Regions from separate parts of the Homo sapiens genome. Here all the other regions are linked to region 2. A link is a contact called in ENCODE Hi-C or POLR2A ChIA-PET data. All regions are on one chromosome and are shown on one strand. The core of a region is the stretch at or near the end of the contact, and the rest is flanking DNA. Distances in the headings are between cores, read along the strand shown. Region 1 holds the start of TPM4 (tropomyosin 4). Region 2 holds the start of WIZ (WIZ zinc finger). Region 3 holds the start of ZNF333 (zinc finger protein 333).

Region 1 (3,629 bases), core at 184-2,683, 630 kb after region 2:
AGCCTTGGTGACAGAGCGAGACTCTCAAAAAAAAAAGTCAGATCCAGGCATGAGCTGGATATGATCACCCTAATCCAGAGTTGGGGGCCCAGGGAGGGAGTTTCAGCCTGGAGGTGACAGAAAAGTCTTCTTGAGCCAACTCTAGACCGGTGTGGTGGGGGGTGACAAAGAGAGGTGATGGGGTCTGTGGTTTGTAATCCATAGGCCTGAGCTTCTCAAACTAGGAGTGATGGGAGGATAGGACTCTTGGGATAAACAGAGGACTGAAAATTTAGGGAAAGTAGGGGACATTTTTATTAAAATGAACATGGCCTATATGCAAAAATTTTAAAGATTTAACCCGAGCCTTCAAAGAAAGTGATCCTGTAGGGGCGAGTCTCTTCTAGCCAAGCTCCCCAAAGCCCAGAAATGAGGGACTAGGTCTGAGCCCTTCAGCCCTTCAGAGTATTTTGGTAAGACAGTCTAAGAACCACTGCCTTGGGCCATAGGGAGCCATAGCAGGTTCTAGGCAGAAAGAGGGCAGGCGTATTTGTTAGAAAGTTTCTCTGACCCCGTGTTGGGGTCAGAACCAGAGGGAGAAAGGCTGGGGACAGGGATGGGCGGAGGGATCCACGCGCAGAGAATGAGATTGCTTAACTCCAGATCATGGTGAGGCTGCACCTCTGAAACTGGAATGTGTGTATTTCTGGAAAACATTTGGAGTCTTCAGTTTCCCAAAAGCTGCCATTGATCTCCCTAGAGTACTGGGGACCCCAATAAGCCCAAAACAGCTGGTCCTCAGGACGAGGGAAAGATGTGAAAATCCCACTATCAGGTAGCATGGATGGCGTGGTGCATGCTATCGCAACCCCTGTTCTACAGATAAGGAAACTGATGCCCAGAGAGAGACGGAGGACTCTTGTGAATATTGGGGGGGACCGCCCCTGCACCTCGGGGACGTGACCCCCCCCCCAGGCTGACCCGTTCCTCGCTCTGTCGTCCCCAGGTGGAGGAGGAGCTGACGCACCTCCAGAAGAAACTAAAAGGGACAGAGGACGAGCTGGATAAATATTCCGAGGACCTGAAGGACGCGCAGGAGAAGCTGGAGCTCACGGAGAAGAAGGCCTCCGACGTACGTGTGCAGGGATGCGGGAGCCCGCGGCGGGGCCAGGCCGGAGCCCCGGGGCCGGGAAGGCGGGGAGAGCCGCAGGGGGAGGAGGAAGAGGAGGAGGAGAAGGCGGCGCCTCCCAGCGCTTTCTCCAAATAAGTCCCGAAAAGGGGCACTTTCCAGCAGCTGTGGCCAGCGGTGCCGACGTCAGGCCCTCCCCCAGCGGTGCTGACGTCGGCGGTCCGGCCGGGTGACCTCATCGCCCCGACGGCAGCCGGCCCGGGGGGCGGGGAGAGGCGGGGGCGGCCCCCGCGCAGGCAAAGGCTTGGGGGGCCGGGGCGCGGCTGTGCAGCTCTCGCCGGAGCCGAGCCCAGCCGAGCGTCCGCCGCTGCCCGTGCGCCTCTGCGCCTCCGCGCCATGGCCGGCCTCAACTCCCTGGAGGCGGTGAAACGCAAGATCCAGGCCCTGCAGCAGCAGGCGGACGAGGCGGAAGACCGCGCGCAGGGCCTGCAGCGGGAGCTGGACGGCGAGCGCGAGCGGCGCGAGAAAGTGAGCGCCCCGGCCTCGGGCCCCGCACCCGCAGCCTCCTCCCCCGCGCGCCCTCCTTTCTTCCCGGCTTCCCGCGCTGCCCGCCCGCGCGCAGTCCTCGGGCCGCCTTTTTACGCCCTCGGACGCCGATCGCCGACCCACATCCCTGCGCCCGCAGCCAGGACCCCCTACTTCCTCCGCCGTCCTCCTTCCTGGGCCTGGGACAGGGGAGGGGGCGCCGCCTCCGGGTCGGGCGGGGCCGGCCAAGCGGGAAATGGGGGGATGGGGCGGAGGGGGTGAGCGATCTCCGGGTGGAGAAGTGGAGCGGCGGGAGGGGGCGTATCGTGCAGGCTCCGACTCCGGGGCTGGCGCCGGGGTCCCGGGCCGAGGGGAACCCGCGACCGGACTTGTGGGGGAGAATGAGGATGAAAACGTGGAGCTTCCATTGTCTAGGGTTTGACCGGCCGACAGGGATTTCGACGGGGGACCGGGGATCTGGGGAGGGGGTCGCACTTTCTCGCCTCTTTCGCGGCTTCCCGGCTTCTGCTTGCTTCCCTGACCGTTCCCAGGGGCGCGGCGGCGACGTGTCTGCTCCAGGCGGCGGGGGGGATGGGGGGTGGAGGAAGTTCAGCCCCAAGCCGCCCGCCTTTCTCCAGCTGATTCCTGCGGGAACCGGGGCGGCGGGACCCTGCCTCTCTCCAGAAGGCCCCGGGAACGCTGGCGCGGGGCCCTGAACCCACGATCGTTTGAGCGCCTGCTGTGCGCCTCCGCCGCGAGTCGCAGGGCCCGAGATAAACAATGGGTCTGAAAAAGGAGGGAGTTTCACCATCCTCTCTGCATCATCCTCCTGGCTGTCCCTCGGGACAGATGGTGGCACCGCCAGGGTCTGGGGACAGATTTGGATTCTGGTCCCATATCATGCCACCCACAGGCTTCATGACTTGGTATTTGCTCTCTAGGAGCTTTTTTCCCATCTGCGAGTAGGACTGATAAGAATCCCGACCCCCCAGAGTAGCAGGGAGGGTCCCAGGAGTAAATCTCAGGCGTGGAGCCTGGCGCTTTGTAAATAATCAATTGTGTTGTTGTTTTTTGTTGTTTTGTTTTTGAGGCAGTCTCACTCTGTCGCCCAGGCTGGAGTGCAGTGGTGCGATCTCGGCTCGCTGCAACCTCCACCCCCCGAGTTCAAGAGATTCTCCTGCTTCAGCCTCCCGAGTAGCTGGGATTACAGGTGCCCGCCACCACGCCCAGCTAATTTTTTTTTTTTTATTTTGGATTTTTAGTAGAGACAGTGTCTCACCATGCTGGCCAGGCTGGTCTCGAACTCCTGACCTCGTGATCTGCCCACCTTGGCCTCCCAAAGTTCTGGGATTACAAGCGTGAGCCACGGCGCCCAGCCTCAATTGTGTTTTCTCTGCCCTGGGAAGAGCTCATAGACAAATGGAGGCAGGGGAGCTGACTCACTGATGGAGCGAGGTCTGCATTCCACGGGTTTTCTGTGCAGTTATGGGAGCATGACAGGGGAGGCTCCAAAATGGAGGTTGAGCTGGGTCTTATAGAATAAATAAGTTTGCTGGGACCAGAGACATGGGTGTGCACAGACTCAGAGGCAAGAAAGTTGTATGATGAGGGTGGGGGGGTGTGCGGATAGAGGTTGAAGCCCAAAAGCCCTGAAAGTTCAGTGTTGAGGCTCAGGGTGGGGACCCTAGAGAGGCAAAAGATGCCCAGCCAGATGGAATTGGTGGTGTGAATTGCCAGGACTGGAAAGAGCCCAGATGGGGGCTGCAGCATGGGCCTTGGTTGAAGCCTCTAATCCTGTAAGGGCTGCTTTGGCCCAAGAGGCCTTAGAAACCCGGTGTAAGCCTCAATCGGTAGCCGGTCTGGCCTCTTTCTCACACTTAACCGACACAGCTCTTGCTCTGATCTCATCCCAAGTCATCTCGCTGGAGGACAATTAACTCGGCTTCAAAATGGCCCTCAGCCTGGAGCCAAGATTTAGGAGCAAGACCGTCTAGTT
Region 2 (3,634 bases), core at 1,104-3,603:
GTGTGAGATACCTTTTTGCTGGGTAAACCAAGGGGTAGCCAGCATCGCTGACTACCCAGCCTCTCCCTAGCCACTACAGAAGCTGTTTTGGCCCGTGGTTCAGGAACAGGATACACCCAGACAGCCAGAGGGAGCTGGGATAGACTGATGGGAGTGGGGAATACCTGTGGAATAAGTGGGCTGGGGGCAGGGAGTCTGGGGTGCTGAGATGGGCCTCTGGACCCAATTAGTATGCTCAGAGGAGGAAGCCAGGCTGACCTGAGTTCAAGTCCCAGCTCCATACCACCCAGTGGGGAGCCTTGGTCTGGTCACTGGCTCCCAGGACACCTGTTTTCACAACTGTCAAATAAGAAACTAAACAGAGTACAAAGAAAAGGCTCTGGACCCAAGCGGAATCAGCATCCCAGCTCAGCCGCTGCTGCGCTGGGTGACTTGACTCTCTCTGAGCCTTGGGGAATGGGCTGGATGCTCCCTGGGGGCCACACGGCCCATTCTCTTACCAGAGATGCCACCTCTGCCATCCAGAATGTCTCGGGGGCCCTCCTTGGTGACAGGCAGGTAACGGGTGGACCGGAAGATGCCACCTTCCCCCTCAGCAGCTTCGGCCCCACCCTCGATGTTCTCCCTTGGCGCCGGGCCAGGCAGTCTCTCTGGGCCTTGGGGACGATCTGGTGCAGCCAGGCTGCCTGCCAGAGACCCCTCCATCGGATTTTCTCTGCTTGGATCCACTCAGCTGCTGCACCGGCTCAGCGGGGCATTGTGGGCCTGGGGATAGAGAGAAGGAAGTGCTTAGGGGATGGAGGAAAGGGAATCTGCCTCAGTTTCCCATCCCTCAAAACCTCAGTCCTCAACTTTGCAGCTCACTGCCTCAGTTTACCTCCCAGCCCAGGGGAGCTAATGGTGTTCAGACCTTTTCCACACACCTTCTATCCCAATGGCCCCTACCCTCAGCATGCCTCCGTCTCCCCATCAATAACTCCTCCCCTTTATACAGATCCTGCACTGCCTCAGTTTACCCATATTGACACATGCACACTCAGCCACCTGGTCTTCTTCCATCAATCTTACCATTTCTCCAGACGCCTCCCTTCATTCACACACAGCTGCACTTTCCCCAGTCCTGCCCTCACATCCATGCACACGCACATCCTACTGCCATGCCTTCGTTTCCTCGGCAAGAATCCCAGCCACTTGTACACTCTGATCCTATACACCGTCAGGAGTCTCCCATCATTACCCCTTTACTTTTCTCCATTGGGTTGTCCCATACCAATGATCCCTGCACTTTTCCCACACTCCAACCCTTCCCCCACACAGGACCTTAGGGTTCTCCAGCATTAACCCCTTCACCCCCCTCCACACACACAGCCTCAAGTGACCCCAGCATTAACCCTTTCGCTTCTCCCCAACATTATCCCTCATGCATACCCAGCTTGGGCTCCTCCATTCCCCCCACCCCCCAACCAAGATTGCTCTAGTCCTCGGGCGAAAGAAAACGATAGGGCTCCTGGTCCAGAAATGAGGACCCTGGGGAGCGGGGGTTGTCCTCTCTACCTATAAATACCTTCAAGGTAACGGCGGAAAGTGAAGGGCAGGAATGAGGCGCCCTCCCCAGGGAGATGGTGGGGAGGCCGGGCCCAGGCAACCGGGGCGGGGCCGGGGCGCCAGGCCTGGTTGCAGGCGCTGCCCTCGGGGGCCTGGGGATTCCCAGGGGGCTCCTCCGTGGGCTGGCAGTCTTGGTGGGGGTCCCTACCCAGGCCCGGAGGAAGCACCTGCGGTTGTCCACTGGGTGGGCACTGCCCGCGGGGAACGGGCGGGACCGCAACTTCGGAGCACTTTGGCAGCGTGGGGAGGGGGCTCCTACCCGGACGCCCCCCAGGGGTCGCAGAGGTGGGGGCTGCGCCGCGCGGGCCCACTCCTCGGGGGTCCAGGGTCCGGGGGATGAGCCCTCCGCCCGTGCACCCCGGGGCAGGAGACCCCGCGGGACGCGCCGAGGTAGGGGGGACACCTGCCCCAAGACCCCCGCCCCTCCCCCCACCTGCACGGCCCCGCCCCCGGCCAGGCCCCGCCCCTGAAGGCCCCGCCCCCGCCCCCGCCCCGGGGGGTCCCGCCTGGCCCGGCCCGGCCCGGGGCCTCCCCCGCCCCGCTACGGCTCCGCCCCACCCGCGGGCTCCCCAGGCCGGGCCGGGCCTCACCGGGGAGGCGGCGCCGCCGGCCAGGTGCCGGGGCTCGGAGCTCCCCTCCTTGGTGCGGCCGTCGCTGCCGCTACCGCCGCTGCCGCTCCCGGTGCCGGTGCCGCGGCCTCCGCAGCCGCCGCCGCCTCCACCGCTCGGGGGACATTGTCCCTTTAAATCGCTCCCCCCGCCGCCCCGCCCCCCCGGCGCGCCGCCGTGACCTCAGCGCGACAGCCCCGCCGCGCCGCCATGATGGGGAGGTCCGGGGCGCCCCCCCCACCCCACCCCCCCCCCCCTCGCCGCCCCGGGGGGGGCGGCCAGCGGGCGCGCCGCCATGTTGGGAGTGGCCAAGCGGGTCACCCTTAAAGGGCCCGCACGGCCTGAGTCCAGGGAGAGGCCCCGTTACCATGACAACACCCTTGTCGTCCCACACCCCAATGGCTCCTTATCGTCCCACTGGTACTTCCAATGGTAGGCTCGCTAAAAGCACTAAAAGAGTGGGGAGGGTGCAGAGAAGTTCCCCCATGGGTCATTGATGGGTCATTGATAGGTCATTGAAGACTCCACCCAGCCAATTTTTAGCCTTTTGTCCCCTGCCCCCCATCAGCTACCTTCCAACCACAAGCTCACTCCCTCCTTCCCAATCATCCACACTGGACTTCAGCACCTCCATGTCCCTAGAGTTGCCCTAGGTCTTCAGTCCTAAGTCACCTTCTCCACCCAGTTCCCAGGATCACAGCTTCCAGGACTACCCCATCAGACACACATCATGGCCTGTTGTCTTGTCTTATCCACCATGTATCCAGATATCTAACCACCTAGCTATCTCATCCACTTCCTCAATCTATCAATCACTCATCTACCTATCCAATGAACTAATCACCTATCCACCCACCCCTCCAACCACCTATTAATTCACCCAAACACCCACTCAACCCACCCATTCACTTCCCATCTACCCACCCATTCATCCAGCACCCAAGTAAATACTCATTTATCCATACAACCAAGCAAGTACCCAACCATCCCCACACACATCTTTCCGCCCAGCCCCCCAAACATCCATCCACCAGTTTGTCTGTTGATTTGGTCCCTCCACTAACATGTAAGTTCCATGAGGCCAGGAGTCCTGTCTAGTTCATTATTGTTTCTCCACTGCCCAGTTCTCAGGCGTCTCAGGAGACCTCAACATATGTACATATGATATATATAATCACAACATTGAAAAAAATTTTTTCTTACTATGAACCAGGCCTTTTCTAGGCAGACATACCCAACCTGGTTAACCAACTACCCAGCTACTCACCTACCAGGTCAAACATCCAGCAAATGCTAACCTATCCGTCTGCCGTTTGCTCCACCCACTCTACCCCTCACCCATCCACTCACCCATGATTTGAATGACTCATTTACCCAATCATTCATACACAGTATCCAACCATCTCCACACCTGACCCCCT
Region 3 (3,294 bases), core at 364-2,863, 760 kb before region 2:
GTAGAGACTGGGGGTTTCATCATGTTGGCCAGGCTGGTCTCGAACTCCTGACCTCAAGTGATCCACCAGCGTCGGCCTCCAAAGTCTTGGGATTGCAGGCGTAAGCCACCGCGCCCGGTCTTTTCATATTTTTAAAACCTTTTTAAATGTGAGTAATGTGTTGCACTGCAACATTGTGACAGTTACAACATCACTAGGTGATAAGAAATTTTCAGCTCCATTATAACCTTATGGGATCACAACTGTGTATGTGTTTCGTGGTTGACCAAAACCTTGTTATGTGGTGCATGACTGCACATGTGCTTGATATATAAAGAATACCAGGGAACTAGTGACAGTGGTTGTTTCAGGGGAGGAAAATTTAGGAATAGAGTGAGCCTCCCGTTTGAACTTTTCCCATAGGTATGTACTATGTATACTACATAATAAATAGTTTTTAAAAAGTCAGATCTATGTCTTAGATTCACACATCTTATTTTTAGTGAGAAGGGCAAGCTGTAGAAGAAACAAAAATACATCGTCCTATTTTTAGAATAAAGACAGTTAGTTGACCCGTGAACACCAAGGGTTTGAACTGTGGCTATCCCCTTATAGGTAGATTTTTTTCTACCTTTGTCCTCCTTGGGACAGCAAGACAAACCCCTCCCTTTCCTCAGCCTACTCAGGGTGAAGCTGACGATGAAGACGTTTATTTATGATCTTTACGATCACTTCCACGTAACGAAGAGTAAATATATTTTCTCTTCTTCATGATTTTCTTAATAACACTTTCTTTTCTCTGAGCTTAGTTTATTTTAAGAATATGGCATATAATATACAAAATATGTGTTAACTAACTTTATGTTATTGGTAAAGCTTCTGGTTAACAGTAGTCTATTAGTAGGTAGGTTTTGGGGGAGTCAAAAGAAGTGAATTTTCCACTGCACAGGGTGGCGCCCCAACTCCCGTTGCCTAAGGGTCAGCCGTATAAAAATATACAAAAACAATCTTAAGTATGGGTATATTTTTGTAGGGGATTGGATTAAGCCCATGGATAAAGGTGGAAGGGGTTGGGGAAAAGGAAGGAGAAAAGGGTAAGTTAAATATTGAGCATCCCTAAAGAGACCCGGGGAGGGGTCGGGTGTGCCCCTCTCAACCCTTGAAGCCCAGGTCCCCTCATCCCGCCTTCCGAATGCAAGTTCAGCTCCCATTCCCACCCCAAGCACAAGCCCCGCCCCATTTTTGCCCCTGAGGCGCACGACCCGCCCCTACTACCACCCTGCAAACCAAGGCCCCGCCCACTCCGCCATTGGGGTGCAAGCCCCGCCCATCAGCCATCGGAGGGCAAGCCACACTCCACCCCGCCCCCGCGCACAGGCCCCGCCCCACTTTTGCCCCGGGACCTAAGCCCCACCCCTATCCCTGTCTCTCGGACATAGGCTCCGCCCCCAGCACCACCCTCCATGCTCTGTGGGACCCCACTCCAGAGCCTAACCTCATCCCCCGGGTAAGAATACTAGAATTTCTCCTTGGAGGCTAAAGAAGACGTTAGTTTCTCTGCCGCCGCCTAAGGCTACCCTGGCCACAACAGCCTGAGCCACAGCCACTTCCGTTCCCGGCGGCCCCGAGACCGGAAGCGGAAGTGCGCGCGGCGGCGGCCGACGGCGGCTGAGCTGTGCTGCGCGGCGCGGCGCGGTGCGGCACGGCACGGTGGGAGTGTCTCCGGCTGGCTTGCAGGTGTGGCCCGGCCCCTCGGGAGGGCGGGGAGGGCGGGGAGGGCTCGGCTGGCGCGGGGAGGGACTGGAGGGCCTAGAACAGCTCCGCCTGTGTGAGGGGTTTCCTCCCTGCGATCAGCCGGTGGCCGGCGTGAGGCCCACACAGTCAGGGCCTCGCATCTGGGCGCCCGCCGCCCGGTCTCTCGCTCTCAGGTACCCCCCGTCCGGGCAGACAGGGCTGTCATCCTGTCAAAAGGGAAATCCCAAACAGTCCAGGTCCCACAGCTCAGAAATGTGGTGACACCGGCCCCAGCTCTCACCTGTCCTTCCCAATTTTTAGGGAAAGTGCATAAAGACGGCCCTACCTTGCCTACAGTATGCAAGATAACTGCGAATTAGTAATTCACGTTTTATTTGATATGATACTTAATATTATCTAGCTTTGCAACTGGAAAGTGAGGTCTGGGTCCACATGTGCAAACTGGTTTAATTGATTGGCCAAATTTACTTAAAAAATTGAATGCATCCTCCATTAAGGAATGAATTAGATGACGAGAGATTTCTTTTGGAGACTGACAATTTGAAGTCTTTTAGCTTAATATCTGTTAGCTTGGCTTTGCATCTCTTCCTTTTCCATAACTTTTTCTTTCTTCTTTTTTTTCTTTCTCATAAGAAAGCTTTTGGCCAGGCTTGGTGGCTCACTCCTATAATCCCAGCACTTTGGGAGGCCGAGGCGGGTGGATCACCTGAGGTCAGGAGTTTGAGACCAGCCTGGCCAACATGGTGAAACCCTGTCTTTACTAAAAATACACAAATTAGCCGAGCGTAGTGGTGGGCGCCTGTAATCCCAACTACTCGGGAGGCTGAGGCAGGAGAATCGCTTGAACCCCAGAGGCGGAGGTTGCAGTGAGCTGAGATTGTGCCACTGCACTCCAGCCTGGGTGACAGAGCAAGACTCCATCTCAAAAACAAAAACAACAACAAAAGGAGGAGTTCTTAATTTTTTTTGTTTTTGTTTTTCTTTATTTTCTATGTTTGAGACGACTTTTACTTCTGCTGTGGGCATCAAGTTTCTCACTGTTAGGTTAAGAAAAGCCGTTTCTCAGTTATTTCACAAATATTATTATCAAGAAAACCTAAGACTGTTATTCAGATCTTTTCAAGTTGGCTCCAGTCCTTCCCCCAAGCATGTGAATCACAGAGCTTCAAAACTAATGGAACTTCAGGGAAAAGACGATATAAACTTTGTTAATACTGGAAATTCAAATTGAGTTGGCCATAAGTGGGATGTCTTTTTTAATAATGGGGTTAAAGCTCGTGTCTACTGAGAAATCAGGAAAAAATTAACTCCAGAGGAAAATCATGCATCAGATTTCAGTTTTACGAGTGAGGTGTTTGTTTCCACAAAGAATATATGCGCTTGCCTTGCCTTTTTAAAAAGAATTAATATTGTTTCTTAAAGGTACCTGAAACTTGTGTGATTATGTCTTATGAAAGACAGGCACTTTAAGTTATTCTTATATTTGATTTTTATGGTGTCATATTGTCTTTTTTTTTTTTTTTTTTGAGACAGAGTCTCACTTCATCACCCAGGCTGGAG

The links. A loop is a pair of places that touch in the nucleus more often than their neighbours do. ChIA-PET counts read pairs that join two places held with the same protein, here RNA polymerase II (POLR2A). Pooled maps may share reads with other maps.
Region 1: a loop to region 2 is called in a pooled map, with 3 times the contacts of the local background. The contact joins the promoter of TPM4 here to the promoter of WIZ in region 2. A Hi-C loop is called at or near these places in 10 of 37 single-sample maps with no recorded cell type and 13 of 50 pooled maps. POLR2A ChIA-PET finds 5 or more read pairs at or near these places in 2 of 52 experiments (WTC11 and naive thymus-derived CD4-positive, alpha-beta T cell).
Region 3: a pooled map shows a loop between it and region 2 (4-fold over the local background). The contact joins the promoter of ZNF333 here to the promoter of WIZ in region 2. A Hi-C loop is called at or near these places in 6 of 50 pooled maps. POLR2A ChIA-PET finds 5 or more read pairs at or near these places in 2 of 52 experiments (PC-3 and activated B cell).

The regions. Positions count from the first base shown.
Region 1 is chr19:16,075,062-16,078,690 of GRCh38, forward strand. TPM4 (tropomyosin 4) reads left to right here and starts at 1,434. Exons shown (of 8, transcript NM_003290.3): 1 at 1,434-1,636. The coding sequence starts at 1,505. RefSeq lists enhancers at 318-1,047, 1,048-1,775, 1,776-2,505, 3,424-3,629 and a silencer at 1,084-1,993.
Region 2 is chr19:15,447,603-15,451,236 of GRCh38, forward strand. It overlaps WIZ (WIZ zinc finger), which reads right to left and starts at 2,354. Exons shown (of 13, transcript NM_001371589.1): 1 at 2,196-2,354; 2 at 501-765. The coding sequence starts at 705. MIR1470 (microRNA 1470) reads left to right here and starts at 1,946; the gene lies at 1,946-2,006. RefSeq lists silencers at 1,619-1,728, 2,079-2,198, 2,249-2,378.
Region 3 is chr19:14,688,435-14,691,728 of GRCh38, forward strand. ZNF333 (zinc finger protein 333) reads left to right here and starts at 1,614. Exons shown (of 12, transcript NM_032433.4): 1 at 1,614-1,716. RefSeq lists silencers at 1,208-1,257, 1,588-1,957.